Linked DNA regions of Homo sapiens: region 2 is linked to region 1. A link is an interaction called in ENCODE POLR2A ChIA-PET data of the cell type or tissue named here. Cell type or tissue: OCI-LY7. All regions are shown on one strand. Links, peaks and the distances in the headings refer to the core of each region. The heading gives the core; the rest is flanking DNA. Region 1 overlaps RELT (RELT TNF receptor). Region 2 overlaps C2CD3 (C2 domain containing 3 centriole elongation regulator).

Region 1 (15,300 bases), core at 2,510-10,509:
CCCACCTGCATCCACACACTCACGCATCGAAGTCCCTACACCTGGCAAAGTTCTGCCCCTGTGTAATCTGTATTCTCAGCGGACCCGGACACAATCTTGTTCTCAGACCCCCCCGCCCCCCTCCCCCGCGCAGGCCTCAGTCTCCCCATCTGCACACTGAGGTGCTGGGCTTTGAATGGACTGTGAATCATCACTTTGGGATCCTCTATTGTTTTGGGTCAACTGCCTGTGTTCTCCCTTCCCTTCAGGCAGAAAGACTGCAGTGGGGGGTGGGGGCAGGCTTCTCCTGGGGACACAGCGGCCCAGGGGCTGCACTCAGGGGCTACTGATAGGGTTGGAAGCACAGCCTTCTCCAAAACTGGTCAAGGAAACGTTAGCCTCCCACCCAAAGGCTTCCTGGTCCTCTGTCACGAAATGGATCCATAGACAATATGGATCCCCAAATCCATAGACATTCACTTCTCTGCCTGGGTGTCCTTTCTTCAGTTCCTTGGGTTGGGGGAGAGTGGGGAGAGACTTGTTCCCCAGGAGTGGTCTCTGGTCTGGGAGGCTAAGTTCTTGCTGGAGAGCTGGAGCGGTACCCTTTCGCCATCTGGGCAAGACCCTTCTGAGGCCCCTTCTCCCGTATGAAGGTCTGTGGGGTTCATGCAGGGTGGGGTGGAAGCTGAGCTCCCTAGTCTAGGAGAGGGTGGCACTTGCTGTAGAATCTGGAAGTTCTGTCTTCTGCTGTCGTCCTCTGAAAATGCTGATTACATTCTAGGGGTGGGGGACAGGGTGGGGGACAGTGTCAGGCACTGTTCTGAACACTTCATGGTGTTCTGTCTTGTTGAATCTTCGCAGTGATTCTGAGATGTAGTGACTGTGTTTCAGAGAAAGGAACTGAGGATCAGAGAAGCAAAGTGACTTGGCCAAGGTCATACAGAGTCAGGACAGTGCCAGGACTGGAATTCAGGTCTTCTGACCCCAGAGACCAGTGAGATGCTGGGAGAGAGGATCACCCACCTTCCTAATAACTGCTCATGGCTTTCCTGGACTTCTGTCTCTCAAACTTGGGCTAGTAGGCGTGGCCTAGCCAGGGCATTACATTGTGAGTTCTAAGTATGATGTGTGTGTGTGCACACATGTCTGGAACACTGGGGATGGGTGGGTTACATGGTCTTCCTGTTCCTCCCCAGACTTCACTCCCAACCAGACATCACCAGAAAGTCCTGTCCCCTGCCTTCTAGAGCCTGGACCTGGCTTTGGGGGTGTCCCCATGGCTTTGAAGAGTGTATGGAGTTAGCAGCACAGCCTAGGGGTAGCAGGGAAAATTGAGAGTCCCAGGTGACCTTCATCATACTTGAGAGGCCCCCTCCCCTTTGCAGTTGCTCTAGAGGCATTTCCCCAAATCCACCTGCATGTTATGGTGGGGAGCAGACAGGGAGTGACCTTGAGCTGGTCCCTACTCTCTCTGGGCCTCGGTCTCCCTGTTCTTCCCAGAGACCCCTTTTGGCTCTGACCACTGTTGCCACTTGGCCAAGAACTGGAACTGGGGATCAGGGTGTCCCTCGGTCCTCTCTGCAATGACTGGAGCTGTGCTTCTTGGGGCTGATGAAAATAGCTGTCGTGGTCTCTAGGGGCTGAGCCGGAGTTATTTCCATCCTCAACAAAGAGGTGGAAATAGCTTAGGGCCTGGGAGGGGGAGCAAGAGGAGAAGGGTTAACTTCTCCTTATCCCAGCCTTAAAGGAGGCCCCCAGCCTCAGCCTGTGCCCTGGCCAAGCCAAACCTTTCTGGGAACTTGGGCCTCTGGGGATGACAGTGGGGCCAGGCTGGGTTTCCACTTGTGACCACAGTTGGGACTGGTGTGATAGCTGCTGGAGGGAGGGCCCTATGTCTAGCCAAGGAGGGGAGATATTGAGGGCCAGTCAGCACCTGCCCCTACTCATAGGGTCAGGCCCAATCTCATTTCACAGAAGGAGAGATTGAGGTTCTGAGAATTCAGGGACTTACCCTAGGACTCCTAGAACCTTCACCTTCCAGACGCGGTACCTGCCTTCTGTCCTGAGTTTGTCATTCTGTGTCCACACTTTCCCTGGCGGCTGGAGGTTGGCCAGCACTGGAAGCAGGCCCAAGACACACCTTCTGGACGTCGGCCTGCCTCATATTCCAGCTCTGGCCTTGCCATCCCTGCCCAGGCTCTGGTTCTAGCTTCTGTGCTTCCACGTCGGCTCTCCCGCACACTGCCAGAGTGACCTCCATAAAATAACTTGCTTTTCGCCTACAAAGTGTAGTTCAAACTCCTCACCTGGCAATGAGGCCTTTCCTTCCAAGGCCTTTCAGAATTTGCATCTTTACCCTCGCCTCTCCTTGCCAGATGCCTTGTCTGCCTTGCCTTTGCTTTTAAAGCTTCCCTCTTTCTAGAACCCTCTTGGCCATCCAGACTATAGCCCCAGCTCCACCTCACCCAGGAAGCCCTCCTGGCCCGAAATTAGTCTCCCTTCATTGTTGTGGGCCACCTGCCAGGTGTCCTCCCTCACTGCTGGGGAATGGGCACAGGTTTGGGGCACCTGTGGGTACCGCATGCTCAGCTTGGTGGGGCCAGCGTGGCCAGTAGCCCACCCCCTCCCACTGCCGTCTCTGTGCTGACGAGACCTCTTCCTGAGGAAGGGCAGCTGCTCTAGGATCCCAGCACCTGTGTGCTGGGAGGCACCGGGAGATTTGCACCCAGGTCTCTGGTGCTCACCATGACCTGAGGCAGAATGTGTGCTGGCGGGTGGGGGCAAAGACTCACGGCCACTCCTGTGGGTAGGGGGCAAGTGTAGTGCTTGTCATGGTCCTCGACATCTTGAGCCAGTAGAGGCAACTGTCCCTGCTCAGGCCCTGTAGTGTGCCAGGCTCTGGGCCCAGCATTTCCTCACAACAGCACTCACCCGGGCCCTCTCCTTTCCAAGTTGGTATGGGGGAACCTCGACTCAGAGAGCAGCCCTAGGCTGAGTCACGCAGCCACTTGTGTTGTAGTCAGGTACTCCAGATCCTACCCAGCCCCCAGCCTGGTCTCCAGGCAGGAGGTGAGGGTCGAGGGGTTTGTCTGACAATTCTAACATTAGTTTCTCAAGAAGGGCCAGGCTGGTCAGCACCCAGTCTGGCTGGGCGGGACCTGACTACTTCTGTTATGGGGCCAGCCCTTCTGCCAGGTCAGCAGGAGAGAGGACCAGAGAGGAAGGGGTTTTGCCTGAGGTTACTCAGCAGGGTGTGTTTGGCGCCATTCCCCACTCAGGATCGATGGGGGAGCAGGGATGTGGTCTCTGGACAGGGAGAATACCCACTGTGTGCTGAACCCGTGTCTTTCTGGGCCTAGGCTTGGTGCTGCTGAGTGGGGCTGGAGTGGCAGAGAGGACAAGAGCCAATGCTGCATCCCTACTCTGCCCATCCGTGGGATTATGGCCCGGGAGGCTGTCACATCCTCAGCCTTATACTCCTGGGGGTCATCATTCCCTCCAAGCACAGGCAGGGAAACCAAGGCCTAGAGAGAGGAGGCACTTGCCAGGCCCCAGTGTCACTGGGATCCAAACCCAGGTCTGCTGGCCTTGAAGACCAGAGTTCTTTCCTAGGCCACTCTGGGAAAGATGAGAGCTCTATAAATAAGCTGCCCATGTGGCTGTGAGCAAGTGCCCTGGCTAGTTGTCACAGACAGAGGGGGACAGCGGGACCTCTACAGCCAGTTAGAGTCAGGGTCTGAGTGTGCAGGTAGAGAGAGGAGTGGGGGCTTCCAGAGGGGGGACCTGCGCTTAGCCCAGTGCATGCACTGTGAGGAGGAGCAGTGAGAGGGGAGGACCTTGGCCACCCACACCACCAGCCTGCTGCATGCCTGGCCTCCTGCACAGACCCTTTCCCTCCCTCCCTCAAGGAGCCTCACCCCTTCTCGAGGAATCAAGGGAGACTGAAAACTGATGGCAGGGGTGAGGGGTGGGGGAGTCTGGAGAGGAGAGGGGGCCCTCTTGACAGGGAGGCTGGGGAGGCTTCCTACAGGAGGGGATGCCTGGCCCAAGGCCTGATTGTAAGAAGAGCCCCTGTTGCCTGTGAACGCTGAGTCCTCCACCACACCATGAGGTCAGCTGCACTGGTGTAATTGGGAAACAGGCTTGGGAAGTTGGGGCTGGGTTCCTGACTGCTGAACTACCCCTTACATTCCTGACCATGGCCCTGGCTGGTGTGGGAGCAGGTGGACGTAGGCCTGTACAGGGGCTGGGACATGGGCACCCAGGGCCCTCCCAGAGAGGCCGAGGCCCCTCTACTTGTGCTGCCAGGGTTTACGTGGAGTTCCCCAAAGCACTCTTGCCACACCCAAGCCTCTGGGTGACCTCGGCTGGCTGTTGCTTGGTCCTGAGCTTGGGTTCCTCTGGCCCTCGTGGAGCTGTGTTGAGAGCCCTCAGTATCCCATGAGGCAGGGACTAGCACCCCTGTTTGCAGAGGAAGACCCCGAAACTCAGGGAGGGTAAGTAACCTGCCCAAGGCCATCGATCTGCGAAGTGACAGAGCCAGAGTCTGAACCCTGGTGGGTTGCTCCAGGGCCCAACCTTGTCTCCTCCCTGCTCCACCACTGCACTTGCACTGACCCCAGTCCTCAGCGTAGCTCCACTGGGTAGGACCTGACCTGGGATGGCCCTGGGGGCGCCTCTTTCCCCAGCACCGCAAGTCTGGGGAGAGTTGGAGAATGGGGCAGACCAGGGCTGTGGTCTCCCCCAAGTCCCTCCCAAAGCCTCTGCCCAGGTCTTCCAGGTCAGGGTGATTGGGGGCAGGGCCCATGCTGAGCACATTAGGGACTTGGGATCAGTTTTATGGCCGGGGCAGGTGGCAAAGGTGGCTTCTTGGAGGAGGTAGCAGAGCATGAGCCGGGGCTGCAGTGAGGTGTCCTTCAGCACCCCCAGACCCGTTGCTGTCCTGTCTCAGGGCCAGGGTTGGCAACACAGGGCTGTCTGTGGTGCTGAGAGGTTGACGGTGGCCAGAAGCAGTGGAGATACCAGGCCTGGGTGGCTCAGGCAGGGGTCGCCTGCCAGTTGCCCCTACTCCAGGGTAGGTAAACTTCATCTCCTTCAAGGTGAAGTTGTTACAGGCTACCACTTGACCTCTCTGAGCCTCAGTTTTTTCTGTGTGAAGCATGGAACACTGTCTTTGAGGGGTTCAGTGAGACCCAGCTTAGAGTGGGAAGGGGACAGGCAGTAGTGCTCAGTGAGGAGGGTTAGGGAGCCTCCTCTCTGCCCGAGATAACTGTCTGGTCTCAGACATCCCTCCTCTAGCCCCAGACTCGGCCCAGGAAGTGGGGCAAGGATTGCACCTGTACCATACCCAGACTGGGAGGAGCTGGGTGGGCCAGGTGTGGCCACCTCAGCCCTTTTCTTGGCCTCAAGGGGCCAATTTAGCCCCCTTAGCCTCAGCCCCACCCCATCCACCTGAGCCACTGAAACCCAGGCCTGGTGGCAGCCAGGAGGTCTGAGGTGCAGAACCATGCCCAACTTCTGGGGGTGTTGCTGAGAGTGGGCTGGGGAGCAGCTGCTGCCTGGCCTCGAGGTGCTCCCCAGCCCTTGAGGGACTGGTTTATACCCCATCGTGGTGACCTGGGAGCTCATGGCTGCCCAGGGCTGTGGGAGGGGGCAGGAGTGGAGCACCTGTCTCACTGAGTGGCCCTGAGCCAGCCTCTGCACATCTCTGAGCTTCCAGCAGCAGCCCTAGTAAGCTGGGGTTCCACCCTGGGACCTCTTTTTCCCCGCTCTGGGAATTCCCAGACTTCCCCGGTCTTCCTGCCTCTTTCAGTTCACAGCTCCCTTTCCTGCCAGAGCTGGCACAGACTAGAACAATATGCAAATGAGTATAGATGCAGGCAACTCCTAGAGGCCCCATGGGATGGCGGTGCAGACAGCACCTTCTCCTGGGGCCCTCCTGGGTCCTTAGTAACAGACCCTCAGTTGAGCCACCTACTGGGTGCTACTAGCTTGCTAGCCTCCACCATCAGGTTGGCAAACACTGCAAGGACATTTACTATGTGCCAGGTCCTGGGCTAAGTTGCAGGGCAAAAGGAGGCAGAAAAGAGACAGTCCTGGGCTCCATTCCTGCTTCATCTCTTACTGGCTGTGTGACCCCCGCCAGTGACCTCCCCTGACCTCAGTTTGCCCAGCTGTGAAACAGGAATGCTCACTTCTCCTGCAAGGAAAGGCAGCAACCCAGGATGAGGGCCCGGCCTGCACAGGGCTGGGGTCCATTCCTTTCCCTGTGAGTGTGGAAGAGGGAAAGCCACTCAGCGTGGTCGCTGCCCTACTTCAGCCCCACTTGCCAGGGAACCGCTGGGCTCCTTGCTAACCTGGATTTCTCTGTTGATGGGTGGCCTTTGTCTTCCTGCCTTGGGTGTGGCCACCGCCAAGGGAGGCCTGTGTCCAGCTGTGTTTCCAGGCAACCCTAGCCTCTGGAGGCCAGAGGGAGGTCCACAGGCTCAGGAGCCACTATCTGGGAAGCAGAGTAGCTGCCTCCCTACCTGCCCTCCTCCAGGTGGGCACCAGCCCCCACCTCCATCTCCCCCAGTGCGGCCTCTCTTAGCAGGCAGCCTGGGGAGCCTGCTGAGACCGAACTGTTCATTCTTCTCCATCCCTTGCTTAACCCTTCCTGGCTCCCATAGGCCCTAGGGGGAAGTGCAGGCTTTTTGGCAGGCAGCTGAGCCTTGGTGTGACCTGAGCACTGCCCACCAACCTTCCCAGACTCCTCCAGACTCCTCCCGTCTTCTCCGCCCTCCCACCCTCCAGATTCCCACCAGGGCGAACCCAGCACCGCCTGTATACCAGACTCTGTGCCAGGCACTGAACGTAAATAAAAGGTTTGTGCCCTTCTCCTCCACATTCCACACGTAGGGAAACTGAGTCACAGTGAAGTGTGGGGAATGCTTACTCTGTGCCAGGCCTGTGCTGAGTACTTAATGTGATTCTCTTCTTTCAGCCTTACCACAGCCCTCTGCAGGCAGGCCACAGAGCCAGTGCAAGACAGAGCAGAGCAGGACTGCACCCCATACTTTGTATCCCCAGGTTAGCCCAGGGGTTCAGATCTGGGTTCTGACCCACCCCAGCCTCTGGGCTCCTTCCCCCTCAGCCTGCTCACTGGCTCTTCTAGCTCGGCATAGCTGGGCTCTCTACCAAGAGTGCCTTTTCTGCCTTCTCCCCCAAATCAGCCCATACCCGCCCAGGTCGGCACTGGGCATGGAGCAGGCAGCTCGTGGTGGGGAAAGGGCTGGGTAATAGGATCTGCATGGCACCATGAATGCTGAGGGGGAGGTGGGGGAGAGGGTACTTCCAGGAGGAAGTGACTTCGAGCTGAGCTCTAAGGAAGAGTGGGTGCTGGCCAAGCGATGAGGGGAGAGCAGAAAGCAGGTGCAGCGTGTGTGAGGGTGGAAAGCACTCAGCGTGGCAGGCGTGTGGGTGGGGGAGGTTGGTGGGGGCGCGTCACGACGCCATCCTGAGGGTGGTGGGAGCTGGCCCAGGGCCAGGGCCAGAACTGGGTGTCAGGGCACCTAGGCTGCAGGGCGGGACTGACCTGGAGGCCAGAGACAGGGCAAGGGGGCAAGAGCAATGGGCGCAGGCCTTGGGAGAGCTTAGGGACTGTAGGGAAGGGGAGGGCCCTGCCTAGGGGAGGGGGAGTGGCGTGGCAGGGCCCGGGTGACCCCAGCGAGCTTCAGTTCTGGGAAAGGGGAAGCTGCCTGTGGCCTGGGCTGGTGGCACAGCTTCCTCTTTCTCTGAGGCCTCCAGGCTGCACCTCCCTGGGGCTCCACCATCTGTGGCCTCAATCGTGGTCTGGGGCCCTCAGCTTGGGGGTCTGGCCGTGGCCTTTGCTAGTTGGCTTTTCTCCAGGGAATTTCTGGTTCTCATTGTTCGGGCATTTTTTTGGAGAGCTGAGTCTGAGGAAACCCTCCCCGCCTCGTGAGCCTGCTTGGAGGCCTCCCGCTTCAGACATGGGGCTGGGTGTGGAGTTTTGTGGCAAATAAAACAGACGTCCCTGCCCTCACCACTGTCTGGTGGGGGAGCAAGGAATAAACAAGTAAGCAAACAAATACTTAATCACAGCCCTCTGCCAGCAGGGCAGAGGAGAAGGGCTGTGGAGAAGGAAATCCCATGACCTACTTTAGCTTCATTACCTCCTTTAAACCCCATGACTGGCTGGGCACAGCGGCTCACACCTGGAATCCCAGTACTTTGGGAGGCCAAGGCGAGAGGATCGCTTGAGCCCAAGAGTTGGAGACCAGCCAGGGCAACATAATGAGACCCCGTCTCTACAGAAAATAAATTTAAAAATTTAGCCAGGCATGGTGGGGCATGCCTGCAGTCCTAGTTACTCAGGAGGCTGAAGCAGGAGGATCACTTAAAAGTTCAAAGTTGCAGTGAGCTGTGATCGTGCTACTGCAGTCCATCCTGGATGGCAGAGTGAGACACTGTCTCAGAAAAAACAAAACAGAAATTCCCCAAAAACTTCGCGACAGCCATGCCAGCAAGATGAACGTCCCCATCTCTGTAGATGAGAAAACTGAGACCCAGTGATGTGAAGGTCCCAAAGGGAGTTGGTGGCAGTGGAGACTGGGCCCCAGGCTAGGAGACATGGGAGGAGTGGCCTCTAAGCCAAGTTCCTTCTCTGCTACCCCCCTGGGGCCCCTCCTCCCCATCCAGTGTGGCTGGGTGTGGCTCTCCTCTGTCAGGCATCGGAGGCTCTGGGGCCTCACTGACTGCCCAGCCTTTAGGATGAGGCAGAGACGGATATGGGACCTTCAGATATCCCCTCCCAGCCGAGGGGGCTTCCATCTAACTGTTTTTTTGGTCACGGTTCCAGGGCCGTTTTAGACAGTGGAGGCCTTGTGGGGCAGGGTGTGAGGGGTGCTGAGCAGCAGGTGTGGACATGTGTGTGCACCAGGCCTTTCTACCTGACCGGGCAAGTCCAGTGGGGGCTCAGTCTGGGCTGAGTGTGGGGGCCGGGCAGCCAGACTGGAGTAAGTGCTGGTTTGGGGTAATGAGAAGGTGCGTAATTAGAAGGTGCAAGGCCCTAGGTGGCAGTGTCTATGCGTGTGCTGGAGTGGGCCCTCGTTGGCTTTGAGTCTGGGCCTTTGGACCCCGCTTTCTTCCTGGAAGGTTCTAGATCACACAGCTCTGCGTCTGTCTGCAGATGAGCAGCTGCACAGCTGCTCCCTGTGGGCTCAGGTCACCTAGCAGGTGCCACCCAGGGTTGGGGTGGTTCTAGGGCTCTCTGCTGTGGTTGCTTGGCCTCTTTTCACCCCCGCATCAGCCCTCTGGGCCTACCTTGGGGACATGGAGGGCTGCTAGAGCTGGGGGCTGGGCTGTTGGGTTGGTCACGGTTCCCCCTGGCTTTGTCTTTTTTTTTTTTTTTTGAGATGGAGTCTTGCTCTGTCGCCCAGGCTGGAGTACAGTGGCACAATCTCGGCTCACTGCAACCTCCACCTCCCAGGTTCAAGCGATTCCCCTGCCTCAGCCTCCCGAGTAGCTGGGATTACAAGTTGTACCACCACACTGGGCTAATTTTTGTATTTTTACTAGAGACGGGGTTTCAGCATCTTGGCCAGGCTGGTCTTGAACTCCTGACCTCGTGATCCACCTGCCTCTGCCTCCCAAAGTGCTGGGATTACAGGCGTGAGCCACCATGCCTGCCACAGCCTGCCCCCACCCCCAGCATCAGGCTCTGTCTTGCGTAGTCAGGCCTAGTGGGGAAGTGAAGCCTGAGGACTTGGGGCTCGTGGTCAGGTCTGTGGGTTAGATCCCTCAAAGGACAGAGGAGGGGCCATGGGGAGACAGGCTCGAGGTGGGAGCTGGGCCCTGACAAGGGCACAGGACACTTTGGGGCAGAAACTGGAAGGAAGACTTGTGACCAAATTTAAGGAGTGACAGGGGACCCTCCCCAAATAGCCTGGGGGTGCCATCTGTTGGGTGTTGACTGCCAGGTGTGGCCTCCACCCTATACTGTGGCCCTACCTTCTCCTGTCCCTGGCTTTCCCCTGAGCTGGCCTGGGACCCAGAGTGGCTGCCAGTGACCTGGAGAGTCCTGAGATGATGTAACTGCTGCCCACTCCCTCCCCTGAGTGTAACTCAAACCCTGGGCCCCTCTGAGATCTGCCAAGAGGGAGGGCGGGTGGACAGATCGGTTTCCTGGGCTGCTATTCTAGGTGGGAGGGCCGGGCTGCCTGCAGGGAGAGGACTCTGAGTGATTTGGGACTACCACAGGAGGCGCTTTTCTCACCTCACCGGCCTTGGAGTCACAGCGGGGGCCTCAGCCGCGGCGGCCCTGAGCCAGTGGCTGGGTTCCCAGGCTGCCCCTGGGCTTAAGAGGCTGCGTGTGGCCTGAAGAGCACGGCTTTCCTCAGCCTCGTGCCCCTGAAGCCAGGCCTCCAGGAAGTACACAGCGGACTTCCTTGCTCTGCCACCTGTCCCTTCTGCTGTCTGATGTGAATCCTTTGTCCTGCTGTGTCCGCCTCGTCCACTGGCCGGAGGCTTCTCCAGAGCAGGCCACCGTCTGGGCCTGGGGGCCTCAGTCTCAGACCGGTGGGCCGTGACGCCACCATGGATATTTCTCTGAAGTATCACACACTGCACTCCCACTCTGCTTTATTTCGTTTCTTGGCACTTACCACCAAATGGCAGGGGCACCTCTCTGTTTGCAGTTGGGTCTCCCCTGGGATGGAGCTCCCTGCAGACAGGGACCTTGTCTGTCTTGTTCATACCGATTTCTCCAGTGCCCGCACGCAGTAGGTGCTGGAGAGATGACAAAGACAGAGCACTGGCTGCCGTGACCACCCCAGCCCCATAGGTCTGCCAGGGGAAGAGCTGTGGCCAGACATGTTCCAGCCTCAAGGGAGGAGTCAGCCTCCCTGGAAGAGGTGTGGACAGTGGCCATGCAGAAGGACCAGGACCTAGATGGGGTGGGGAGCTGTGGGAGCCAGACCCACTTTGGGGAAAGCTTCTAGAGAAGCTTCTGGAAAGAGAGGCCTTCGTGTTGAGCTTTGAAGGGTAAAGGAAAAGGCCTTCCTTGGACCAGAACCAGCAGGAGTGAAGGCAGAGGCCGGGCATGCTTGCAGACCTGTGAGGAGGAGGCGGGGGGAGCCTGAGCCTGGAGCGCTGGGCTGGAGTGTGGAGGCCGGGCTGGGGTGTTGGGTGTTGGTTGCAACCCTGTCATCACGGACACAGGCCGCCACACGCGCTTCCTTCCCCTGCTGATGCCTCGGGGCACCTGGCAGTTTAAGGAAGGGGAAGGAAGCCCTTCCTCCTCTGGGAAGCCTCCCAGCCTGCAGAGCCTTCTTCCTGCCTTCCTGCCTGTGCTGCCCCGTGAGGCCGGCTCCCAGGCAGGGCAGCCCCCTCTGCTTGGGCCTGTGCTTGCGGGTGTGGAGCCGGCCTCCCCGGGCTCTGCCTGCCCAGCAGCACCTTGCCTGCTCCCCATGAGTCCTGTCATCCTGGAAGTGGTGCTGAGGGGACAGCAGCTGCCTGCCTGTCCCTGCCGCTCTGCCGAGCCTCCTCTCCATCTGCCCTAGGCCGGCGACCACCAGGGGCCTGAGGATGAAGCCAAGTCTGCTGTGCCGGCCCCTGTCCTGCTTCCTTATGGTGAGCTGGGGATGGGCCCTGGGAAGGAGAAAAGCCGCACCCTCAGCCCTGCAGCCCTCCAGCAAGAGGGTGCAGACACTCCCGGGGAACCCCCTGCTGGGCAGGGCTCAGTTACTCAGCTCGTCAAGAATCTGAGGCAGCTGGACCCTAGGAAGCACCTCTGGGCCCACCCAGGCTTGTCAGGGAGATGGAGAATGAAGGGCTTGCTGGCATTTATGGGCAAGGCAGGCATGGCTGAGGGCAAGATGCCCATTGGCACGCAGGCATGAGAACGGAGCCCAGCCCAGAGGGTATGCTGGGCACCAAGAGGAAACTGGGCAAAAGAGGCCTGGGATTTGGACCCTGAGAGCCATAGCACCTCAGGTGCTGGGGTTCAAGATCTGTATTGGTCTGGGGGATCCCAGATTCCAGGTCCCAGGATCACAGGATCAGGCCAGCTGCCCGGAGCTGCAGGCAAGTCCACATTACAGACTTGCAGCATCTTGGGGTCTGCCCTGGGGCCCATCTTTCTGCTGTGACGCTAGAAGCTCAGGGAGGGTGAGACTTGGCCTTGGGCCTTGCTAAGGGTTGCTCCATGTACAGGAGGCCTTCCAGCCTTAGCAGGTGCTGGGAGCCGCTCTGGGGTCTGAGGAGATCCCTATTCCATCTCCAGGGCAGCTGATGGTAGCCTCATCCAGCCTAGGCCAAATTGGGGGACTCTAGGAGGGATTCAGGAGAGACAGTTCATTCCTAAGAATGGGAAGCAGAGAGAACTCCTAGTGAAATGGGCTGGGGACACACACTGAGAAGATGGAGCTTTCTTTTGGGATGCGTCTCCCTGTTTGGGTGTGTGGGTGTGAATGGGGTAGCCTCGCCTTGAGGGAAGATTGCAGAGGAGGATGTGGTCCTGGAGACTTTCGCTGAAGGGAGAGCCCAGAATAGGAAGCGCCACCTGCAGACTTGGCTCCAGGGATTATAAATGAGGCTGGTTAATGATATGCCCAGCTGTGATGGGGCCAGGGATGGACCCAAAGTAGGAGGAAGTGGGGGCAGAATACGAGAGAGGATTCGGAAGCATTTCCTCCTCATCGTTCTGGTTAGCTGGAAGGGCTTGAGATCCTGATGTGGCCTTATCTGGGGCTTTCCAGCACTTTCCAGAGCCAGATGTGGCTCTCTCCTTGCCCAGGTACTGGTCTTGCAGCAGGTCTGGGACAGGACAGGTTTTCCTCAGTGTGAGGGATTGAGGTTAGAAGAGTGTGTCCCTGAAGCCCGGGTGGGGTAGTCAGTGGTCCCTACCACTGGGGTTTCAGGAAATAGGTGGGGGATAGATGACCCCAGAGACCCCACACCCAGCACTTTCTGCCTCTTTCAATGCCTACTGTTCTTCTAGCTGCTGCCCTGGCCTCTCGCCACCCTGACATCAACAACCCTTTGGCAGTGCCCACCTGGGGAGGAGCCCGACCTGGTGAGCATTGCCCTGCTCTCCTGCCTGTCCTGGGAGGGCCCTGAGGGCCAGGGGCAGAGTCCTGTGCCTGGCCCCCAAGGGTCCTCAGGCTTGGCTCCTGGCCATGCTCTCACCCTTTACCTCCCACAGGACCCAGGGCAGGGCACATTATGCAGGCCCTGCCCCCCAGGCACCTTCTCAGCTGCATGGGGCTCCAGCCCATGCCAGCCCCATGCCCGTTGCAGCCTTTGGAGGAGGCTGGAGGCCCAGGTGGGCATGGCAACTCGAGATACACTCTGTGGAGACTGCTGGCCTGGGTAAGCCAAAGGGAGTGCGGGGAGGGCTCCTGGCTGGGTGACCAGGACTCTGGATCCTGGGGCCCCAGCCTTATTGTACCCTGAGCAGGCCTCATTCTTCCCATCTGTGAAATGGGATGGGGCAGGACCACGGAGGGTGCCTGGTAGGAAGGAATCCAGCCTCTCCTAAGGATAGTGTTTGGGGAAACTTCTGGGCCTCAGTGGTATCTTCCCTCCTCGCAGGTGGTTTGGGCCTTGGGGGGTTCCCCGCGTTCCATGTCAACCATGTTCCTGGGCACCTCTGGGTACTCATGGCTGTGATGGTGAGTGGCAGACTGGGGCTAGGACTGGTGCAGGGGTATGTGCGGGAGGGGCCAGTGAGTTGGAGCCCAGCAGCCTCTGCAGTGTTCATGTGGGGGCAGTGGGGTCCTTCTTCCAGCCCAGGGCAGGGCGTGCAGCCAAAGGGTCTCCAGCAGGGCACAGTCAGCCGCTCCCCTGGCTGTTTCTGCCCACCATGCTTCCGAGTGGCAGAGAGTGTCCTGCAGATGGCAGCCACAGCTGGGGGCTGGGGACTCACATACTGACCTGTCCCCTGTCCCCATCCCTTCAAAGAGATTCATGCCAGCCAAGTGCAGTGGCTCATGCCTGTAATCTCAGCACTTTGGGAGGCCAAGGCAGGAGGATCACTTTGAGACCAGCTTGGGCAACATAGCAAGACCCTGTCTGCAAAAAATAAAAATAAAAAATTAGCCGGGCGTGGTGGTGCTACTCGGGAGGCTGAGGCGGGAGGATTGCTTGAGTCCATGATTTTCATGCTGCAGTGAGCTGTGATCGCCCCACTGCACTCCAGCCTGGGCAACAAGTGAGACCCTGCCTAAAAAAACCCATGCAGATGAGTGTGCGCATGCAAACACTCACATACCCACACGCACCTCCTCCCGCCACTGAGTCAGTCACCCCCTGAGGCACTAGATTCATGGCCAGGCCACAGGGAGGCAGATCCCACGTCCCTGTGCCCAGACATGTGTCCTGTGTGCCATCTCTTCACCCCCTGACCCCAGCGTGAGGGGAGGGTGGGGCTGGGTGTCTGGCCGTCCTGAGGAGGCCTTGTTCAGGACAATGCTTCGATGGCCAGAAGGGAAAACAGGAGGGCAGTGGGTTGACCTTTGCATCCCCAGCATGGCGGGGAGTGGGCTCCCCTGGGCACATTGGCTCTCCTGCAGCCCCCACTGACTCGGGCCCTGGGCCCCTGTCTCTCTGTGTTTGTGTCACTCTGCTTTTGTCCTGCCTCCATCGTCTGTGATGCTCAGAGTGGGGGCGGCGGGCCCGACGTGGCGTGGAGGTGGCAGCAGGGGCCAGCAGCGGTGGTGAGACACGGCAGCCTGGGAACGGCACCCGGGCAGGTGGCCCAGAGGAGACAGCCGCCCAGTACGCGGTCATCGCCATCGTCCCTGTCTTCTGCCTCATGGGGCTGTTGGGCATCCTGGTGTGCAACCTCCTCAAGCGGAAGGGCTACCACTGCACGGCGCACAAGGAGGTCGGGCCCGGCCCTGGAGGTGGAGGCAGTGGTGAGGCCCAGCTGGGGTCCAGGTGGGAAGGACGGGGGCACGAGCCCAGCCCCAGCTCCACTTGGGGGCTGCCAGCGGAATCCTGCCTGGCCTCTGGGGTCTGAGAGGGAGAGGCTTGGGAGGTGATAGCTGCAGACTGACAACATGGGAGGAAAGGTAAGGGGACGAAGGTGTGGCCGTGGGGGCAGAGCAGAGGTGGCACAGCTGGTCAAGTGGCTTCAGTGGATCCTACCCTGGGTGAAGCCTTGCCCAGATGTGGGGATCTGGACTCTTTGGAGGCCACAGTTGTGTGTATGGTTCCAGGGTCGGATGGTGGCCTTGGAGTTACTCAAGGTGACCTCTGACCTCTGGCCTGGAGTAGCAGGAGTGCCCTGTGGCAGGAGGGCTGGCAGGGCAGCTGTCCTGT
Region 2 (15,300 bases), core at 3,008-11,007, 630 kb after region 1:
GTAAAGCTCCCAGCAAATGACCTGGACCACGCCTCAGGTCAGAAGTGCCCCTGTCATCCCTACTCAGGAAGAGGGCCCCAGGGTCCTCATGGAAAGAGAGGGATTTATGCTCTGGAGGAATCGCAGAGATTCTGGGGCAGGCAAAGAAGAAAGCCACTTCCTGTCTATGGGGATTTGCAAAATCCCACCAGAGGCAGCCAGCAAGGCAAAGGGGGTGTGAGTCTTGAGTGAGTGACACGGGTGTTGGGTTCAAGCCCCAGCCCTGCCACAGTACCCTCATCAAGGCCACAGCTCCCTTTTCATAAGGTGGCGGCTGGACTGAATCTCTATCAGGTCTGACAAGCTGCAGCTAGTGAGCCCTGACTGCTCGGGGCTGCTCTCTGAAAGCCTCCAATGAAAGGGAGAACAAGGAGAAGGGAGAGGGAGAGGGGAAGGGATGAGGGAGGAGAAAGGGGTCTTACCTGTGAGTCCTGCCACGGCAGGGGCAGCACAGGGGCTCCCTAGGGCTCCATCCCAGGAGGTGGCAGCAGGGATTGGATGGCCCCTCCTTGTCATTCACTGTTGTCTCTGCTGCTTCTGGCTTGGCACTGGTCTTATACACACGGGCTGACCTGAAACCTTATCCTAGAGAAGTTGGTTGACAGCCTGATCACTTGACAAGAGGCTGGCTGGTGAGGGCAGTGAGGTGAGAGGGGAGGTGAGTGAGTTCCAGATCTGGTTCAGTCCTCTTGACTTGGGGTGCTTTAATATAGCTCCTTTAAGCTGTGGACGCTTCCTTGGTGACAAGGGTGTATGGGGGGGTGGACCTGCTGCCACTTTTGAGTCCAAAGGTCAAGGCCTCCCACGATAGGCTGGGCACAGCTCTCCCAGGTCTCTTAATAATAATGTCATTTCTTTGTGCCTACTATGTGCTAAATATTTTACATACATTACTACTATTTTCCACAATCCTATGAGATAGGTACTATTAGGATTCTATTTTTTTTACTTTTTTTTTTTGTAATTTAAAATTTTTTAGTAGAGACGAGGTCTTGCTGTGTTCCCCAGGCTGGTCTTGAACTCCTGGGCTTAAGTGATCCTCCTGCCTCAGTCTGGCAAAGTGCTGGGATTATAGGTGTGAGCCACTGCACCCGACCTAATTTTTTTTTTTTAAATTACAGATTTATTGATATAGAATTCACATACCGTACAATTCATCTGTTTCAAGTGCACAATTCAAATGGTTTTTAGTATATTCTGAGTGGCACAACCATCAACACAATCTATTTTAGAACATTTTCATCACCCTCTCACCCTGGAAAAACTCCATACACATTGGTAGTCACCTCCCTTCCCCCGCTCCCCAGCCTCAGGCAACCACTAATCAATCTACTTTCTGTCTCTATAAATTTGCCTGTTCTGAACACTTCCTAGAAATGGAATCATCCAATATGTGCTTGTTTGTGACTGGCTTCTTTCACTTAGTATAGTAATGCTTTCAAAATTCATCCATGTTGGAGCCTGTATCAGTATTTCGTTTCTTTTTAGTGCTGGGGATCCTAAAATCTTACCACTTATTTTACTGAGGAGGAAATGGAATCTCAGGGAAGTCATGTAGCCAGCACGTGGCGGGGCCTGACTCCAGCCTGTAAACTGTAAGGCATTTTGGGCTTATCTACTGTGACCACCATTCTCTCCAACATGACACTTGGAGGCTTTAGCATGGACACTGCTGGAGCCAAGGGAGCTGGGACCTGGTGGAAGGGTGCCCCACAGAAGCTACTGGAGGCTCCATCTGTGGGCACTCAGAGTAAGGGCTGGGCACAGCTGAATCGGGCCCCAGGTGATGGGGGAAGGGGAGAAGAAGAAGAGAAGGGAGGGGAGGAGTGAGAAGCAGAAGGGAGGGAAGGAAAGGGAGTTAACTGGGTAGGGCAGAGGAGGAGTAGGCAGAAGTCTTTTCTGGACTGGGGCACAGAGCCAGCGTCACAGGGCAGGTGGTCAGAAGCATGGATGTTCAAGTGCAAAGCTTGGGCTGTACCTGTCCTCTTCCTTGGACCAGGCCCTGACCTTAATGTCAGCAGAATAAGCAGCTGCATTAGTGTTAAGAGGGAAGTGGCTGTCAGGGCTGCTGAGATTAGGAAGGCTCAGGAAGTAGGTTCTGAGCTCCATCTGTAATTGCTAGTCTAGAGGTGATGCAGTAAATTGCAGGGAGTCTGTGGGGGAAGAATAGAGTAGAAGCCCAAACCAGGAGGCAGCAGGCTCTGGAGAAACCTAGTGGGAGGGAGGGCCAGGCTCTCTTTAGCTTGGGAGCTTGAGGGCAGGGCCAGGTCTGCCTGCTTTGGCTCCATGTCCTGAGGCCAGCCCATGCTAGAAGTCCGAAGGCTGCCTGCTCTGGGTTGGGATGCAACCAGCCTAGGGATCAGAAACACCTATTCACAGGTCTCTGTGGAGGGAGGGCTCAAAGGGAAGAGAGGCAGCCACTGGCTCGTTCTGGTGGTGGGAACACCTATCTCATGCCTTAATCCATGCCACACGCCTGGTCAAGTCATTTATCTCGGAGTTGGCACTGGGAGATAGATTCAACTTCCGGGGATAAGATATTGATAAATAACACACTGTTTTGAAGTGGAGGTGGGAGGTCTCCACCCTCAGGGTCCTTTTGTGTTATCAGAGGCTGCTCTCAGCCTGGGGTAGGAGTGTGTCCTCCTGACCCCGATCAGGTTGTCTGCGGGAGCTGGAGTGGGATTTGGAGGAATATTCTTTACCTGGGGCTTTCCCCCTCAGGCCTGGGCCCTGACTGCCCCTCTTTAGGTCCCCTGGGCCCCAAGGGAAGTGGGGCCCTGGGCCTTGAATGCTCTGTGCTGGTGACTTGAGAGGGAGGCTGGCCTCTGTGGTGCTGGGGAGGGGTGGGCTGGCAGGCGTCGGAGCAGAGATAAATAGAAGCGGGAGGGCTTGTCACCAAGAAGGCAGCACCCACTCCTTCCTTGAGGTTCCCGCATCATTTTGCACCCTCTGAGGCCCAGGAGTGCTCTGCCTGCCCCAGTGGCTGCATGCTTGCCTCTCTACTGGTTTGCTCCCGAAAGTCAGGAGAGTGGGTGGGGCTGACATTTCCTAAGCTTCCACCATGTGCCAAAAGTAGGCGAAGCACTTTCACAAATGTCATCTCATTTGATCTTCCTCACAACCCCATGAAGCTGGGGTGATTATCTCTGTTTTACAGACGAGGCCACAGAGGCTCAGACGCAGTGAGACTGGTCTCTATCTCCAGCTGCACACTGCTCACAGGCTTTCCTGGCTCTCTCTCTATAGCTGTCCACAGCCTGGGCCAATTCTCTGTGCTCACCCCAAGACCTGTCTCTTCTAGGAAGCCTTCCCTGACTGCCCCAGCCCACATGGTCTTTCTCCATGAAGTCCCTAAATTCAGAGCACTTATTGGCTGTACCTTGTTTTGATTACTGAAAGCAGTAGCCTTGCAATACCTCTGGGATTTCTTGTGTGGTTAATCACTTCCTAACTACACAAACAGAGGCAAAACACTGAACTTACAGAAACTCTAGATATCATAATATCTAGAGTTAGAGAGCTGTTTTGAGGACTGAGTGAAGTGACATGTACTTGGGGGTGAAAGCCTGTTGCCCAGCCACACTGCTCACTCTGCACATTTGGCTCCCGCGACCCCATTTTTTTTTTTTTTTTTTGTGATACGGAGTCTTGCTCTGTTGTCCAGGCTGGAGTGCAGTGGCGTGGTCTCGGTTCACTGCAACCTCCACCTCTTGGGTTCAAGTGATTCTCCTGCCTCAGCCTCCTGAGTAGCTAGGACTACAGGCGTGCACCACGCCCAGCTAATTTTTGTATTTTTTTTTTTTTTAGTAGAGACGGGGTTTTGCCAGGTTGGCCAGGGTAGTCTCAAACTCCTGACCTCAGGTGATCTGCCTGCCTCGGCTTCCCAAAGTGTTTGGATTACAGGTGTGAGCCACTGCACCCATCCATGGCCCTTTTCTTGTCCTCCCCACGGGGCTTTGTCTGATGGATTTCAAGCATCAGCAAAGGAAATACTGGGTGTCACTGTCATCTGGACCAACCTGATTCTGGAGGAGCCAGAAGTCTCATGGTGATTGATCTTCGTCTGCGTGGGGTGTATGGTTGTTAATCTTTCTCTCTGGCAGTTAGGGCACACACGAATTCCTAGCATCCCCACTCCAGCGAAACACTTGTGCACAGATTACAAACACCAATATGATTTTATTCAAACACAGGCAAGAACAATGACCTTCAGAGCTGGGTAAAAATAATAAGTTAAAAGCATGGTTAGAATTTTAGACAATCAGATAAAAAGTTTGAAGGAAGTGATTTCCCCTTCCTCTCCTAATTGATTAATTCAACACAGCATAAAAATAATTTGTATCTATAAAATATCCTTGTTCCCACACAAATGAACTGGAGGTGGCCCTAGGATTTCCTTGACTATGCACAATGCACACAATCTACATGTCCCTCCTCCCCAACTTTTAAGGCAAAAATGGTCCTGCATCTTCAGGCAGAGGGTGGGCTCATGCCAGCAGTCAGCTGTGTCAAGGACACTGGGGGGCGTTTCTCCACCGAAAGATGCCTGCTTGGGTCCCACTTGGGCGCGGATTCCATTTTATTTCTAGCCTTTGCCTCACCACAGAAAAAAGGAGCTGAAATTCTGGCAAGTGGACACTGGACTGGTTTGGGGCACTCCTCCAGTCTGGGCTGACCGGGTCTCTTGAGGCATCCGTGGCCTAGGCAAGTGGTGGTTTCAGGACTGTGACAGCCCTGAAGGAGCCAGACCTGGTGCCTCCTGCAAGCTGGACAAAGCTGACGGAGGGTGGGCAGGTGTCTCCTTCCCCCCAGCCCCTCAGGCTGCGTCAGTCTTTCTGGGAGTACTGAGAAGAAAATATCCGTGCAATCCTGAGAGTTTCTTCCTCAGGCAGGTTGAGGGGGAGCGAGTTAGGTCTGGGGCGACAAGGCCTTTGGGAGAGAGCTCCCCTGGTGGCTTCGCTCTTGTCCTGGAGAGGAAGAAGTCAGCTAGGTTACCACTGAGGATATGGCACCACCAATGGATGACGCTGGTTTCTCTCATCTTTTGGTCCTTTGGTTAATATTTATGTAGAGCTGCCTGGTTTACAAAGCGCTTTACGTACCTTATCTTGCTTGACCCTTACCTCAACCCCATATGGGGGGTATATCATTCTCCCCATGTCGTGGATAAGGAAACTACATTCAGGTGGAATAAACTCAAGGTCCCACAGCTCTGAGTAGCAGAGCTGGGACGTGAACCCCAGCCCTGACTCTTTCTGTGCCTCTGGAGAAGGAGGCAGCGTCACCTCCAGGATAGGTTTGAATCCTCATCCCTTCTCCTGTTGCATGGCTTTAGACAAGTCATTTGTCCTCTGGGTTTAGTCCCATGTGTGATGCTGGGAACATATCCAACTCTCAGGGAGATGGCGGTGAATAATACACTCTCTGTTTGGCCCTTTGGAGCTCCTGGAGTTGCCAGGTGACATAAAGCACCTACCTACTGCTTGGCTACCAAACTTTGATCTCTCTGACTCTGGCTGACAGGGCATCACTAATTCCGCCTTTAAGGTACTTAAACCTGTGGGCTATGGTATCATGGTCCTCTGGACTCCTCTAACTCATTTTTCTTTCTTTTTTCTTACTCCATGTCAGGCTCCTGTGCTGAAGGAGCTCAAAGCTATACAGGAAAGCCATCCCAGACAGCTGGCTGAGAGCAAGGCCCTGGGGAAGAAGTGGGGGCCTGATAGGGGAGGGGGCAGTTCTGAAAGGAGATGGGAGCAGCCTCCACAGGCAAACCTGGCTGACTTCATGGCATGCAGCTTGCTCTTCCCTGTCATCAAGTCCCATGAGCTGAGGCTGTCATAAGCTGAAGGACTATTGAGAGCACACTGTACCACTTCCTGGGCACTGAGAAGAAGCTTGGTGGAGACCCTAGAGACTGGGACCACCTACCCCCTGCAGTTCTGCTCATGAGAAACTGAGGCCCAGCGAGAGTTGCGCCCAGCGAGAGTTGCGCCCAGCGAGAGTTGCTTCTGGCATCAGTAACATTCAGTTATTCTTTCTTTCATGTCTTCAATCTTTTTTAATACCTACTTGAGAGGGGCGCAGAAATAAACAGAACTCCGTTTTAGGCTTTCTCAGCTCAGAGTTAAGCCCTGGAGGCAGAGAGATCTGCCTAAAGAATTAGAATTGCCAGAATGAGATAAGGGGAGTGGAGTCAGGCATCCCTGATCTACTGCCTGGATGTCAGTTTCCCACCCATGAAATAGAAGTGTGGATGGGAAACCTTGAGGGTCCCTGCCAGTCTAGAATTCTAAGTGCCAAGGGAATGTCTACAATCTGGGAAGCTCTCAGTGCTATGAGCCCACAGGCAGCCTTTCCTTATAACCAAGAGCAAAGTGATACTAGGGCTGGGCTGCACAGCAGAGACTAGAAGATCTATCTCCCTGCCTTCTAGGCAGGTCTAGGCTAGAAGGGAAGAAGGAAACCCACTTTTTGCTGGTGTTTGCAGTTCTTCCTTCCAAAATACAGGAAGCACCTGCACTGCATGATGCCTCAGACCAGGGGAGGCCAGTGGCCAGCCTCTGCCTGTTGCTCTCCCACTTCCACACTGGGTGCTCCTGCAGGGCACGGCCTGGGTCTGAGGCTTGGGATCCCAGCGAGGCCAGTTCCAAGACAGGAGCCTGGGAGCTGCTAGACCAGTGTGGGTGGGACCAGGCCAGGGTAACCACAGGTTTAAATTGGGTGGGGAGGAGACTCTTTGTAGTAAGCTTCTCATTCATTCATTCTAGAACCAGTGGTTGTTGTCCTACCATATGCCAGGTCTTTAGTTAAGTTAAACTCTCTCAGGCTCTATGTAGCACTTTAAGCTTGTGTATATCTTTCTCTACTCCCAAGATCCAAGATGGCTGTTTCCTGAGCTATTTGGGATTTAGGATGACACAAGTCCCATTCCTGACCCCCAGCTGTACTGCAGGTAGATTTTCTGGGTCATCAGTTGTATCTTACCTTCCATTTCTTTCTCTGCTACTCTGAAGGGGAAGTAGGGAGATGTTTGTTTTATGAGCCAGATGGGAAAACAGGCCTTAGAGCATAGTATTCTATCTCAAATCCTAAAACCAGGCATTTGTTTCCCCATTTTCTAGAAGAGATGTCTTCTCTGTTTTAGAGAGACTTAGATGAGTCTTGTTCTCCATGGCTGGAAGGGCCAACTACCTCAGTTCATGAAATGACCATAAAAAGACCTCTGTTGGGCTGGGTAGCTCACGTCTGTAACCCCAGCACTTTGGGAGGCCAAGGCAGGGGGATCGCATGAGTCTAGGAGTTTGTGACCAGCTTGGTCAACATAGGGAAACCCTGTCTCAAAAAAAAAAAAAAAGGAAAAAAAAAATTAGCAGGGTGTAGTGGTGCACACCTGTGGTCCCAGCTACTCAGGAGGCTGTGGTGGGAGGATCGCTTGAGCCCAAGAATTCAAGGCTGCAGTAAGCCATGATCATGCTACTGCACTCCAACCTGGGTGACAGAGGAAGACCCTGTCTCAAAACAAAACACCTCTGTTGGTGACTCATCAAACTTTTCAGGAGCCTAAGATCTAATCAACTTGATCAACTCTTATGGACAACAGGCAGACGTGGTTCCTGTTGTCATAGGGCTGCTCAGCTAGAGAGAAGACAGACAATGAGCTACCCAACAATCACAGAGATGAAGCTTAGAGCTTGTGAGCACTGAGAAAATAGCAATTAGTAACAGCTGAGAAAGTCTGGGGCGGCTTCACAGGAGGTGGGCTCCAAGATGGGCAAGGTCTCAACAGAAGCTGGCTGTCAGGTGAGGTCTTTCATTAGAGGGAACAGCATGAGCACAGACCTACACCTACTGGCTGGGCCATATCTGCCCTGGAGCTGAATCGTGTGTGGCACCAACCTTCCAGCACTGATACCCTAACCCAATGACCTAGGGGGCCTTATCTGCAAGGCCCAGGCCCAGGAATCAGAACAAGGACAAGGACAGGGCTTGGCTCTGTGTACAGGGCAGGGGCGGGGTGTGGAAGGACAGAGAACTCACACTCAGCAGCATTTTGCTTTTGTTGACCTCAATAGGGTTTAGAAACCATCTTGACTAGTAGTGAAGATTCTTCCTTCATCAGGACTGCTACCCTAACACACAACCCTGGTGGGGTTGGCCAGAGGCGAAATTGGCCAGAGCAGGGATACCCTCAAATGTATCATCCATTCCTCTGAAATACTCCTACACTTCTGGCTGTAGACCTGAGGGCACAAGAAAGTTGTCAGCAGAACATGGGCTTTGTGGGAGGCATCAACCTTCCTGGGGAGGCAGGAGGAACACACATGGAAGCAGGATCGTCGTAGCTGGAGGGGCTGCAGGTGCCTTGGAGTCTAGACAGCGGGTGTCATCCATGGGGTGAAGTCCCTGGAGCGGGAACTTAAACATGAAGGTGGAATGTGAACAGACAATGAAGAGAGAGGGTATGCCACGTGGAGGTGCAGGTTTTGTGAGGAAGGAATTTTCTTTGCTAGGAAAGTGGTGGGGGTGGATAGGCTGAGCTGCAGGTATGGAGAACAGCCAAGACAAACCTATTACTAGAAGAGGGGTTGATGCTGGTTGAGGAAGTTCCAGAATGTCTGGGGGGAATTTGATCTTATTCTTCTTGGACTTCAGCGAGCTGATCTGTAAGGGCCTTCCCAGGGAACAGGGATGGGGTATTTGACGACTGTACTAGGCTGAAGGACAGAACTGGCTTTCCTGTGGACCGGGTGTCAAGCACGGCAGTAGGCCAGGGGCTTTCAGGCTGCCCCATTAAATCCTACCTCATCCATACATGGGACCTGTTCCTTTCTGAGTACCTGGACACCCAGGTCATGAACATGATAGGCCTCTCTGATAATAGATGTGTCTTAAAAGAGCCTTCAATGCTAAAGATCAGACTTTGCTGGGGAGAAAATGGAGCACGTGGAAGGTGTAAGGAGTGGTTTGGAAAGAAAATGTGGGGCTTCCTGAGGCTCTTCAAATTGAGTGGCTAACCCTGCATAAGGAGCTGGTTCTAGTCCTGGCTCTACCACTTCTTAGCCAAGCGGTGTTGGGCAACCCACCTTCTCTTTGGGCCTTGGTTTGTGCATCTGAATGGGATCAGGATGAGCAGATAATGCAAGAGGAGGCACTCTATAAACCACGGGCTTATCCCGGCCCTTGGCTCCTTCTCTGGTCTGCTCCCTGTGATGCAGACTCTTCTCCAAAAGCTCTCTCAGGAGGGCCTGGCCCTCTTCTTTGGCCTGGAACATGATCTGATCCCAGCCACTGTGTTCTAGGTTCTCTTCACTCCAGCCCCCAGATGGATTCCTCGAACAGGCCACATGCTCCCAGGGGTTGGTGGGTACAGGTGCCCCCACTTACCCCTGCTTCCAAGTATCTGAGGGACTTTCTCAGAGGACAGGCAATGGAGTGCAGTGGAAGGGACACTGGTCTGTGGCCCAACCTAACTGTCTCACTCACTCAAGACCAAGATGCTTTCTCACTCTGGGTCTCTCTGGGTCTTAGCTTCACTGTCAAGTGGATCTAAGAACTTCTGTTTGGTCTTCTTATCCAGGTCTATGCTGGGTTCAAATAAAATTCAGATATGGCCGAGGTTCTGACCAGGTATAATATCTTACAAAACACAGAGGCTAAGATGGAGCTAGAGCCAATACCAGCTGCAGACCCAAGAGCAAAATGAAGCCTTGCTGTTCTCAGACCCCATCCCTGGCAAAGGGTCAGGCCCCAAAAGTCCTGAGTAGAGCTGGGGTACAGGATCTCCTGTACTGAGGTAAGCAGTGCTAGACCAGGCAAGTTCTCCCCGCCCCACTGTCTTCCCCCCTTCTTTGGTAACAGTGAGCCTCTGGTCTGGGATGAGGGCTAAAGTTCTGTTCTTTTCCACAGTAGCCCCTTTAAGTGACATAAACATTGACTCAGGAGCTGAAAACTGAAAGTAAACAGCCGCCTGGGTCTGGCTGGCTAGGTGGACCTGCCAATGGATTGCTGCATCAGAGGCCGAGTGAGGGCTCAATATAGCTGCCTGCCTTGCTCAACTTTCACCCCTTTGGCTGGCTGCCTTTCCCTGGGGTGGCTCTCAGAGTCTGGCCTGGACTAGAACTTCCTTGATACTACAGAGAGCAGCAAACTCAGCAGCCACAAGTAGGAGCAGAGGGGAAGTGAGGACAAGGCACTTAGACTAGAGGCCCAGCCCTGAGAGGCAAATCCCAAATCTGACCTGCTCAGCCCGGCTGCCGCATGGCTCTGGTCTCATGCTCTGAGCTCACCCTCCATGCCTAAATTAGAGGTCTGGTCATGTGGTTCTTATTACCGATATGCTCCCTCCGTGCCACACCCCACCTGATGCCACCCTCTCCTTACTCCAAGAAGCCTTCCCGGACAGGCCCATTCTACAGGGCCTACGTCACTCCCTCACCCTGGGCCTTAGTCTATGCTACGAAGGGGCCTGACTAGGGCAAGACTCCTCAACCCTTTTTTTTGTTTGTTTTTTTAAACAGGGCCTGGTTCAAAAGATGATCCTCAATCTTCTGAACCCAAGCTCTGCCAGAGAGAGGGCTCCAAAGTCCAGGTTTTGAGAGGGAAGGGTTAAAAGTTATACTCTTACAAGAAGAGCTCCTGGCTCCTCCTGGACTCTGGCCTCAGAGTGGCTCAGGCAACCTGAGACTAGCACCTGCCCAGCAGACCTATGAGCCCCTTCCTAAAAAGTGTCTGCCAACTTGCAGTCTGGGCCAGGGTGGCGCCAGCCAATTTTGGCTGTTTCTCCTGACCTCTATACACCCGTGGCCAAGTTGCTTATCTTCTAAAAGCTCTGTATGGCCTTTATCAGAGATACTTTGACCTTTAGGTCTCTCTTAGGCTCTGCAGAAAGCTAGGGACTTGGTGGTTTAATGAAATGAGGCAATAGGTCAGGACCTCTTGCCCCAAGAGGGGCAGCTCAGCCGTCAGGCCTGGACCACAGGCTGAGAAGAAACCCAGGATCAGTAAGTTCCCTCAGGCCCCCTACTGATCTGATCTGGTGGCTTTGTGGAGAGCTGGGATTCTCTACCAGGACTATTTATCTTTCAGCTGCTTCTGGTTTGTGGAAAGGAAACCAAAGGATAGATTTTTTTTTTTCAGACACAGTTTCACTCTGTCGCCCAGGCTGAAGTGCAGTGGCACCATCTTGACTCACTGCAACCTCTGCCTCCCAGGTTCAAGTGATTCTCATGCCTCAGCCTCCCAAGTAGCTGGGATTAGAGGTGCCAGGATAGAAAAATTCTATCCCTTGGTTTAGACATGTTGCTGAGGACCTCAGAAAGTCATAAGCAGAGACAGGACAAAAAAATCAGGCTTGCTGGCACCTCGATCCTTAGTGATGTCTGAAGTGCTGTGGTCTGGCTGAGTACAAGTGAGAACATCGGGTGGGAGTGGGTGGAAAACTCAAGGTTTTAAGGGTACCCTCATGCCTGGCCTTGTCTCATACTTTCTGCCTCCTACACTCACTCCTTATGAATAACAGTGTCTGGCCCGATGCCTGTGGTTAATCCAGGGGCCCATTCATGATGTGGGCAGAGCGTGGGCTTAACACAGGAAGGCACAGAGCAAGACAAGGCTCACCTCATGGTAAAGAAGTGCCATGTGGACAGGGCAGGGAGGCCAAGGCTCAGAAGACAGGCTGCTTCTTGTCCTTTGCTTCTAATTCCTATCTTGTTTCAGTCCAGGCCCATCTCTTCCCATTTCTGACCATGTCTCTAGCACACAGTGCTTGTACCTTCTGCTGTCCAACTTCTGTTGATTCTAAGGTTTCTTCTTTTCAAATCCACAGCATGAAAAGCCTTTCCTTTATCTTTGTTGAATTCAACTTAAGCCACCCCACATGGCTCTGTCTTTCTTTTCCTATACTCATTCCCTTTGCTTTACTTCAGTGCTAATATAGGCAAATGTCATTTGAGGAAATGAGTGGTTTGGAGTCCAGTGCGTTTCCAAGAACTGCGAGCTCCCTAAAGGCAGGGTCCACAGCATGAGGGTCCTAGCTCTTTCAGCATGACAGGCAGTTGGCAGGAGTTGGAGGAACTTAGATATAAGGCTGGCTCCCCAGGGAACTGTGAGTTCCCCGAGGGAAGCTCCTGTCTTCTGCACCTAGCTCAGGACTGTGGCTTTGCACATTTGTTAAAAGATGCAAATTTCAAGTCTGAGGTCAAAACTATCTTCCTACTTTCTGGCCTGCCTATCCTCAGGCCCAGCTCTAGTTCTCCTATTCAATGACGGGAAGTTATTGGAAGGTTCTGAGCAGAGAAGTCACATGATTGAGTTGATGACTGATTTAACGTCTTAAAAAGTTAACAGGATGCTGTATGGGGAATGGGTTGTGAGGAGCAAGGGAAGCAGCAGAAAGGCAAGTTAGGAGGTTACTGCAATAATCTAGGCCAGAAATAATGATGGTTGAGACCAGGGTGGTGAGAAGCACATTTCTGTATATTTTAAAGATAGAGCTGCCAGAATTTCCTGTTTAATTGAAAACTGGCATCAGGGAGGATTCCAAGAGTTTTGGTCTGAACAACTCAACTAGAGTCCCAGCTACTCAGGAGGCTGAGGCAGGAGATCACTTGAGCCCAGGAGTTTGCAGTGAGCCGAGATCATGCCACTGCACTCCAGTCTGGGCAACAGAGGGAGACCCTGTCTCAAAAAACAAACAAACAAACAAACAAACAAAAAACACCACCCCCCTCCAGAGTTCAGCTGTACCCTTTAATCGAAATTGAGAAGACTGAAGGGGAAATGGATTTGGGAATAAAATCTGGAGCTCAATTTTGGACATGTTAAATTTGAGACATCTATTAGATATTCAAGTGAAGATGCTGGGTAGGCAGTTGTAGAGTTACAGTTGTAGAGTTAGGTCTGGGCCAAGTTAACCATCGGGAGTCTTCAGCATATAGAAGAAGAAGTAGGGGAAATGAGGGAGACCCAGCAAACAAGGCAGAGCGGGAGCAGCCAGTGAGGGAGGAGAACCAAGAAGAAGTGATGCCTTAGAAATAAGTGAAGAAAGTGTTCAAAGGAGAGAGATCAACTGTGTCACATGCAATCAGGCACTGAGATTTGATAATTGACTTAGGAATATGGAAGTTTTTTGGGGTTTTGACAGGCTTAAAGAGTGTTCCCCCTGCCAGTGGTAAAGTGAGGTAAGATCTGATTAGAGTGTGATATTACACTGGCTACAGTGTGGAGAATAAATGGTGGTGGAAAAGTGCAAGTATAAGTGAGACTGGTTAGAAATAGTCGGGGGGGCTGGGCGCAGTGGCTTACGCTTGTAATCACAGCATTTTGGGAAGCTGAGGCGGGCAGATCACTTGAGGTCAGGAGTTCGAGACCAGCCTGGCCAACATGGTGAAACCCCATCTCTACTAAAAATACAAAAATTAGCTGGGCGTGATGGCACGCGCCTATAATCCCAGCTACTGGGGAGGCTGAGGCAGGAGAATTGCTTGCACTCGGGAGGCAGAGGTTGCAGTGAGCTGAGATCGCACCACCACACTCCGACCTGGGCAAGAGTGAGATTCCGTCTCGGGGAAAAAAAAAAGAAATAGTGGGGAGATGATTGGGCTAGACAGGGCAGGGTGAGAAGTAAGTGATTCAAAAGATGCTTAGGTGGCAGAATTAACAGGCCTTGGTGATGTGGATCTTGGCTGTGGGTCATGGGGGATAAAGGAGCAGGGGTGAGAGATACTTGTGCTTCTGGCAGGAGTAACTACATGGATGGTGGCTGAATTTCCTGAGATATGGATGCAGGTGGCAGAGGAAGTATGCAAAGGAAGATGACAAGCTCAAGTTTTGGACAGAGTGAATTGTTTGTGACACATCGGACAAGACGTCTAGGATGCAGGTGGGTCCGTACGTGTCTGCGGCATGAGAGAGAAGACTAGACTGAAGATAAGGATTTGAGAGTCATTCAAAGTCATATTTGAAGTCATCAGAGTGATTGAGATATTCCCAAGAGTGAAAATCTACAGAGCAGAAGACACAGTCTGAGGAAGACAACATGTAAAGCAAATTACTGCCGTTCTCATCGTCAACCTCTCTCCTCCCCTGTATGGAAGTTGATAAAACTAGTTTGTCCATCAGCAGCTGAGCAAGCAGAATCACAAAAAACTTTTAACAAAATCAGGAAGCTGTCCCAGTAAAGAGTTACTTCATCACAAGAGGGAAGAGAAAGCAGGGGCAGCGGAACTTGATTGATTTATAATGAATTTGGAACTGCAAATGGATCGCTGTGCTGCAGTCCTGCTAAACCAGCCATCGTTCTCACCCCTTTTCTTTTTGCAGAGGCGACAGCCAGAAGTTGAAGTAGCATGGGGTGGGAATTATGGGCTGGCCCCTATACTCTACCTGTGTGGCACTCGTTATTCTACAGTACAACCACCCTGTGAGGCCTGATAACCCCATTTGACAGATGAGAAAGCAGACTCAGAAAAGTCCAAAGATCTGACGAATGTCATACAGGCTCCTGTATCCACTCTACTGTGGGAGGAGGGAGGGGAAATCTGTTTCACAGATGCTTCCAGTGGAGACTGGGAGGTTCCTTGGCTCAGGTATATCATTTCAGTGTGGAGTGAAAGATCAGGTCTTGTCTTCGATCATGTGGGGAAACCAGGGCAATCAATCCAGCAATTACGAGCCCTCTCCTGTTTCAGGGATGGGCTGTTAGCCCTGACCCGGAAGCAGATCAGCTTTAGTATAGCAGTCCTAGGACAGTGGTTGAGAAGAGCCCTGCAGCCTCTCAAAGTGCTCCTCTTCAGTTGTGAGGGCCAAGGCTGGCCTTAGGAGGAGGCAGAAGAGGTGGAATTCTCAAATGTGGATACAGGACAGGGCTCCTGCCCTTGCCTCACTCCCTCTCACTTAGAGCTGCTGACTGTGCCTGAAGCATCACTGAGAAAACAGGAACTTCCATCAACTTGAAACCCTACCACCAATCTCTAATCCTGTCTGCTTTAGCACCCATCTTCTCTGCCTTCCTTCATGATATTGGGTGAGTTTTCTTTTTCCTCTCAAAAGGCCAATACCTCCATGTGTGCTCTAAATCCCACACCCTTTCTTTTCCCCCTCTCCTTTTTCTCTCCCACTCCTGTGTCTTCCCCTTCTCCCTTTCTCTATGGGATCATTGCATTAGCACATAGAAAGCTGCAGCCTTCCCATATTAAAAAACAAAAACAACCTCCCTTGGTCTCGCATGCCACTCCAGCCACTGTCCTATTTCTCTGC

Evidence for each region. ChIA-PET counts read pairs that join two places held together with the same protein. Peaks named below come from ENCODE experiments on the same cell type or tissue, not always from the same donor. Only the 100,000 strongest peaks of a DNase experiment are listed, where the experiment ranks them.
Region 2: POLR2A ChIA-PET joins it to region 1 with 21 read pairs; 2 of 35 experiments call an interaction of 5 or more read pairs at or near these places.

Annotation. Positions count from the first base shown.
Region 1 is chr11:73,377,575-73,392,874 of GRCh38, forward strand. It overlaps RELT (RELT TNF receptor), which reads left to right. Exons shown (of 11, transcript NM_152222.2): 2 at 11,538-11,607; 3 at 12,977-13,051; 4 at 13,181-13,347; 5 at 13,570-13,649; 6 at 14,637-14,894. The coding sequence starts at 11,563. Among named protein-coding and RNA genes, the nearest start is that of RELT, 8.8 kb to the left of the region's middle. RefSeq lists enhancers at 1,891-1,970, 8,600-9,549, 9,550-10,497, 10,417-10,576, 10,498-11,445 and 1 more and a silencer at 7,537-7,776. In OCI-LY7, for the core only: CTCF peaks have their summits at 5,988 (motif pointing left) and 9,062; DNase peaks (open chromatin) are centred at 5,347, 5,907, 7,737, 9,177 and 3 weaker places; H3K4me3 peaks cover 5,195 bases; H3K27ac peaks cover 7,020 bases.
Region 2 is chr11:74,008,517-74,023,816 of GRCh38, forward strand. It overlaps C2CD3 (C2 domain containing 3 centriole elongation regulator), which reads right to left. Exons shown (of 33, transcript NM_001286577.2): 33 at 4,202-5,009. The coding sequence ends at 4,869. UCP3 (uncoupling protein 3) reads right to left here and starts at 569. Exons shown (of 7, transcript NM_003356.4): 1 at 462-569. RefSeq lists a silencer at 1-44 and enhancers at 178-817, 3,390-3,539. In OCI-LY7, for the core only: no CTCF peak of the experiment used is centred there; no DNase peak of the experiment used is centred there.